Linked DNA regions of Homo sapiens: region 2 is linked to region 1. Evidence: chromatin loops called from intact Hi-C (ENCODE). Cell type or tissue: endothelial cell of umbilical vein. All regions are shown on one strand. Each heading gives the region's core, and the rest is flanking DNA. Links, peaks and the distances in the headings are about the cores only. Region 1 overlaps CLCA4-AS1 (CLCA4 antisense RNA 1). Region 2 overlaps CLCA4-AS1 (CLCA4 antisense RNA 1).

The links. Peaks named below come from ENCODE experiments on the same cell type or tissue, not always from the same donor. Only the 100,000 strongest peaks of a DNase experiment are listed, where the experiment ranks them.
Region 2: it touches region 1 in a loop (2.1-fold over the local background); 1 of 110 quality-filtered maps calls a loop at or near these places.

Annotation. Positions count from the first base shown.
Region 1 is chr1:86,695,056-86,697,992 of GRCh38, forward strand. It overlaps CLCA4-AS1 (CLCA4 antisense RNA 1), which reads right to left. Exons shown (of 5, transcript NR_135837.1): 2 at 2,644-2,707; 3 at 1,966-2,178. Among named protein-coding and RNA genes, the nearest start is that of CLCA4-AS1, 8.0 kb to the right of the region's middle. In endothelial cell of umbilical vein, for the core only: no CTCF peak of the experiment used is centred there; DNase peaks (open chromatin) are centred at 706 and 1,656; H3K27ac peaks cover 2,045 bases.
Region 2 is chr1:86,646,755-86,649,691 of GRCh38, forward strand. All of the region lies in intron 4 of CLCA4-AS1 (CLCA4 antisense RNA 1), which reads right to left. It also overlaps the pseudogene CLCA3P. Among named protein-coding and RNA genes, the nearest start is that of CLCA4-AS1, 56 kb to the right of the region's middle. RefSeq lists an enhancer at 853-2,052. In endothelial cell of umbilical vein, for the core only: no CTCF peak of the experiment used is centred there; a DNase peak (open chromatin) is centred at 1,697.

The sequences.
Region 1 (2,937 bases), core at 262-2,761:
TTCTAGACATTATTAGACATCTTATGCCTCATGCTGTGAGATTTATCTGACTACTCAAATAATGTATCCATTCTGTGACTTATGATAGCACTCACCTCGCTTGATACTTGGCAATAGCCAGTGTAGGTCCTCTTTGCATGTGAATAGGACTGCATGTCTCTGAGTACAGGAATCATGTTTTGTGCTTCTTAGAAGACTTCTGGGTATCTTTAACTCTACCACGACCACTTGAATACCTCCCAAGCCAGGCTTTCTTAGATTCAACTTTCCATATTATCTCACGTATGCACATCGTTTAACAAAAAAAAGATTATATCTTATATTGCTGTCCTTCATGGAACTTAGCATAGGGGTTGCTCATAATAGGTGTTTGTTAGATGATCATATTGGTAAGTAACTGGCAAGTGGATCCTTTTAAGTTTTTCCTTGGTAACTTAAGAGCTTAAACTTATACCACATAATTTGGTGGCGTTGTCTCCTTACTCCCATACCTCAAAGCGTCAGTAAATACACTGATATTTACCTTTCAGGACAAGAAGCTAATTGCTAGTATGAGTCATATTAACTTAAATTCCAACAATGTGAGCCAAACTGTTATTTTACTTTTCCTTTTAGTCTTCATCTCAAGTCACAAGGTAATATCAGTAACTAAAGTATAAAATAAAATTATAGTTAAGCTTTATTTTAAAGTGGAATGAGCATTCAGTCCTCAAAGTAAAAACATGGGCATAATGGGAAAGAAGCTCTTTGAAAGAGAATAGCATTGCCAGTAGTCTAGCACTTTTATTCAAGATTGAAGAATGCAGTGAACTACATGATTCCAGGATCTTAAGTGTAATAGGAAAGAAATTATGTCATTTTGAGGTGAGGAGAAGTTTTGGTTTGTTGGCTAACATCTATGGCAAGGCATGCAGATTATGTCAAAAGCTAGGGTGTTTTGTTTTGCTTTGTTTCTCATCCGAAATAGAAAGCAGATTTGCCCATTATATCAATCATTAAACCAGAAATACTACCTAAAATTAGATTCCTTACACATATTGGAGAAGAGACTGTTTTTTCTCCTTTTCTCTGCCTTTTATACAACGTATACATTCCTGTTGTAAAACACAAAGGCAGATTTTCAGTATATGGGATTAAATATGAACTTTCCTCTTTACCTTCCCAGTCCTTTTCCTCTCCCCAATCTTTCTCTGTATGTATAATTCTGTATCAGTGTGAATGTGTGGATATATATTTATATTATTTCATAATAAAATGGAATCACACTGTAGGTATATTGTATGACTTTCTTTTTTCTCTTAACAATATAATTTAGAATTTTTTCCATTTCAGTACATATTTGTCTCCATAATTCTTTTAACTTTTCTATAGTATTTCACATTGCGAATGCACCATACTTCATAAAACCATTTTCTTACTGATTAACATTTCCAACTCTTTGGTATTAAAAACAGTGTTGCACAAAAGCTTGTATACTTATCTTTGTACAAATATGCTTTGGATAGATTGCTATAAGTAGAATTGCTGGGTCAAATTTAAATTTTACTTAATATGCCAAATTACCCTTCAAAATATCTTTATCAATGTGCACTTCCTCATATTGTGTTTGAGAATGCTTGTTTTCCTACATACTCCAATAACACTGGACATTACTGGTGACTCACTGCTTAACTCAAAGTAAAAATAATAAAAGCAATGTAAGTTGGTAGAGAGACAAATGCAAGACGAAAGAAAAAAATAAGTTCTAATTACCTCATCTTTAACATGGTAAGTTAATAGATGATGTCTAAGATTAAAACAGGTGATTTAGAAAAAAGAAGAAGGAAGAAGAAAACCTCACATAAAATGACTCCAAGAGGGGTCTTGTAGGATCTAATACCTCTGTGGGAAAGAAATAACATGAGGTTTATTCATTTTTTACTTGTTTTTTATTTCTGCTAAATTTAAATTAATTTAATTTAATACCTTTTATAACTTACTCTTTTTCTTCTTCCTCTGTGTATGTCTCTCACTCAATTTTCATTGTATTTCCACACATAAAGAGATATCACTGGCTATTTCTGGATAGTGGTACTTGGATTGCTGGCTGCTTTCTTCTTTGTCCCTTTCTATGCTGTTTGAATATTTTAATGAGTATCCATTATGTTTATTAAATCAACAAAGGTTTTACTATGAAATCTAAAAATAAAAACATGAAAGAAATGTTATACATGTGTGTATATCTACATATACATACACATGTTGTAAATCCAAGAAGTACAGAAAGATACAAAATAAAATGTGAAAGCTTCCTACCCTTCCCGCTCCTTACCCCATACCTTCTCCCCAAAGGTAACTGCTATATGTAGTTTCTTAAAATTATTTTTATTTTACAAGTTATGCATATACAAAGTACTTACATATATATATAACACATATTCCTTTTTATTTACACTCAATTACCCATACACTGTTCCATACACTTTTTTTATTAATATGGTATCTTGGAAATCTTTATACATCAGCACTTACAGACACATGTCTGCTGCTGTTCCTTGAGGCCCCATTCATATATAGTGTTTTCAATACATCTATGAGTAGTGAATTCCAGAAGACCAATGAGAGTACAAAGTAAATGGTTTTTTAAAGCTGCCAACCACTTACGCTGAACAGATGACAGAAGGAAAAGGCAACCCATAGTTTCTCCTCCTTTCAGTCCTTCCTTACTCTTCATCAGCAGGCCAAAAGTAGAGTATTGGTGGAATATGCACATATCAAGAAATAAAATTTTTAAAAATTGATTTAGTTTCATGCCGCATTTCCACTGTTTTAGTAAGAACAAAATACATATGCATGCGTGTACTGTGAAATACAAATTGTACAATTTCAATGATTCTACATACATCTTAAATGCTGTTATATTTGTTTTTTATCTATAATTTTTTTGTTTCAATAGGT
Region 2 (2,937 bases), core at 298-2,797, 48 kb before region 1:
TTCAATAAATATGTATTGACTGTTGTATTTGTGGCAGTCACTTGCGTTAATTCTTGCCCTCTGCAATCTATCCTTTCCTAACTCCTTACACCTAAGTAATCTCTCTCTTCATTAATTTCTACGTTATTTATTTCCTGCACTTAATTTTTAATTTATTGTAGACTGTAATTCTCTAATTGTTTTGGTGTACCTTAGACCCAACTAGAAGATAAACAGCTGGTTCAGAACTATCTTAAATTTCATTTTTATAACATTGTTTAGTGCTTAGACCAGCTTTACCAATGCGGCAGGCACTTACATTTGATGACTGATTGATGTAAAAACAATACAATTTGGCCTGTTCTTTAAAGTTTCTTTTATTCTTACTTATCTTTCTTATTTTGAGCAAGGTTTTAATTATTATTGTAGGATTACATAAGGGACACTGATATACTGAAAGTTCATAAAGTGCTGGGAAGTTCATCTTTTGTAAGTTTAAAACAAAATTTTAAAATAGATTTTAAAGTGTATTGATGAGAGCAAAATAACAAATATGACTTTTCCACTTAAAATTCGATTTTAGGAGGACATCGTTTTTATGCCCATAAAAACATAAATGGCCTTATTGATGCTTTCAGCAGAATTTCATCTAGAAGTGGCAGCATCTCTCAGCAGGCTCTTCAGGTCAGTGTAAAAAAAAACTATTTTCTTTCTCACAGTTGTAATAAATTTATATTATCCTAATTATTAACTCCTATCTCTCAAATAATTCTTTTGCCTGAAAATATTTCAGATATGCAGAAGAAAAACTTCCTTACTGAATTTGATTTTCCATAACACTTAAAGCCACATCTTCTCCCGAATTCTTCTATTCTTTAGAATTAGGTATCCTTTTCATTTGGAAAATTCTTTAAAATAACTCTTAGTTATTTTAATTGAAATCTTAAAAACAAACAAAATTACTCTAAACTGACTAAACTCGGAAATTTTATTAACTATGATAACAAATGGATTTCATGTGTTTGTTGTTTTTATTTACCGAACAGTTGGAAAGTAAAACTTTGAATATCCCAGCGAAGAAATGGATAAATGGTACAGTGCCTGTGGATAGTACAGTTAGAAATGATACTTCCTTTGTTGTCACATGGACGATACAAAAGCCAGCAATAATTCTTCAAGATCCAAAAGAAAAAAATATACTACCTCAGATTTTCAAGAAGGTGAACTAAATATTCGGTCTGCCCGTCTTCGAATACCAGGTATTGCAGAGGTAGGTCTATTATTTTATGTTCTCTAAGTTTTCTTAATCAATTTCTATTTTTAAAAGATAAAAATAACATAGATAACATCTTATACATTGCCAATATTAAAATGATGACAGATCATCTGTAATAAAGAAATCAAATGGAATAATTAGGGATTCATATTCATACTATTTACTAGTTTGTGAAATTCAATATTAAAAATCATGATTATTATTCTGCTTAAATTTGTAAATAATTTTGTATTCCAAACAAAAAGTAGGAAAATATTACCAAAGCTCTCAGACAGATTTTTTTTTAATGTTTCAGACAGGCACTTGGACTTACAGCGTTCGAAACAATCATACCAAATCTCAATTGCTAACTGTGACAATGACCACTCGAGCAAGAAGCCCTACCACACTCCCAGTAATTGCAACTGCTCACATGAGTCAAAATACAGCTCATTACCCTAGCCCAGTGATTGTTTATGCATGAGTCAGTCAAGGGTTTCTTCCTGTTCTGGGAATCAATGTAACAGCCATTATAGAAAATGAAGAGGGACATCAAGTAACATTGGAGCTCTGGGACAATGGCGCAGGTAATAAGAATCTACATCAACTTCCACTAAACTTAAAATCCTCCTACAGTTCTATGACCTAGAAGTCAATATTTCCTGTATTTGCTAATGAATCATATTTTTAAGTAAATGAAATTTAATCCTAATGTTTTAAAAACTTTTTTCTCAGTTATCTTGACAACTCATAGACATAGCACTTATGCCATTTTTAAATTTTATGAACAATTTTGCTTTTTCCATGGAACTTAAGAGCACAATTTTTCTCTATTTTCATTAATGTCAGTGTTTCATATATGCTTTCTTCAGTTGCTTTTTCTTATTTTGATAAGTATTTTTTATGAAATAATAGTAACAGCTAATATTAATTGAATCCCTTCCATGAATTAGACTTTTCCAAAAACACAGAGTTAGCAAGTGGCCCAAGCTTTCAACCAAAATAGTCTGATTCCAGAATTCATGTACTTAAAACGCTGTGCTACATACTATCTCCCAAATTACTAACATTATCAGTGTTCATAAACAGATATGACTGTCATTTTTACTTTATTGTATGACTAATTTTTACATTTCATTATCAAGGTGCTGATTCTGTCAAGAATGATGGCATCTACTCAAGGTATTTTACAGATTACCATGGAAATGGTAGATACAGTTTAAAAGTGCTTACCCAGGCAAGAAAAAACACAGCTAGGCTAAGTCAACAACAGAATAAAGCTCTGTATGTACCGCGCTATGCTGAAAATGGTAAGTAGCACTAAAATAGAAATGTGTCACTTGTTTAGATAAATTCCATACGGCAAACATTGAAAATATAATGTACTACAGAAAGCCCAAGTATATAACCTTGTAATCATCTGTATGTTTCAAAACCATGTTGATATTAGTAGACCTAGCATAGACCTATGTTTCCACATATTTTGTTCACATCTCCCTGAGTTCATTTCATTTACATTGAAAAAAAAATTACTGAGCACCTACTATGTTGCAAGCACTGTGCTTAGGTGCTAGAGCTACAAAGACAAAACATAATCCTGTTCCTCAAAGAATTTGCAGTCAAGTAGTAGAGACAGAGAAGTTAAAAGATAGTTTTAACATAGCATAATGTTTCCTCATCAATTTTAAAATATGAATAAACAA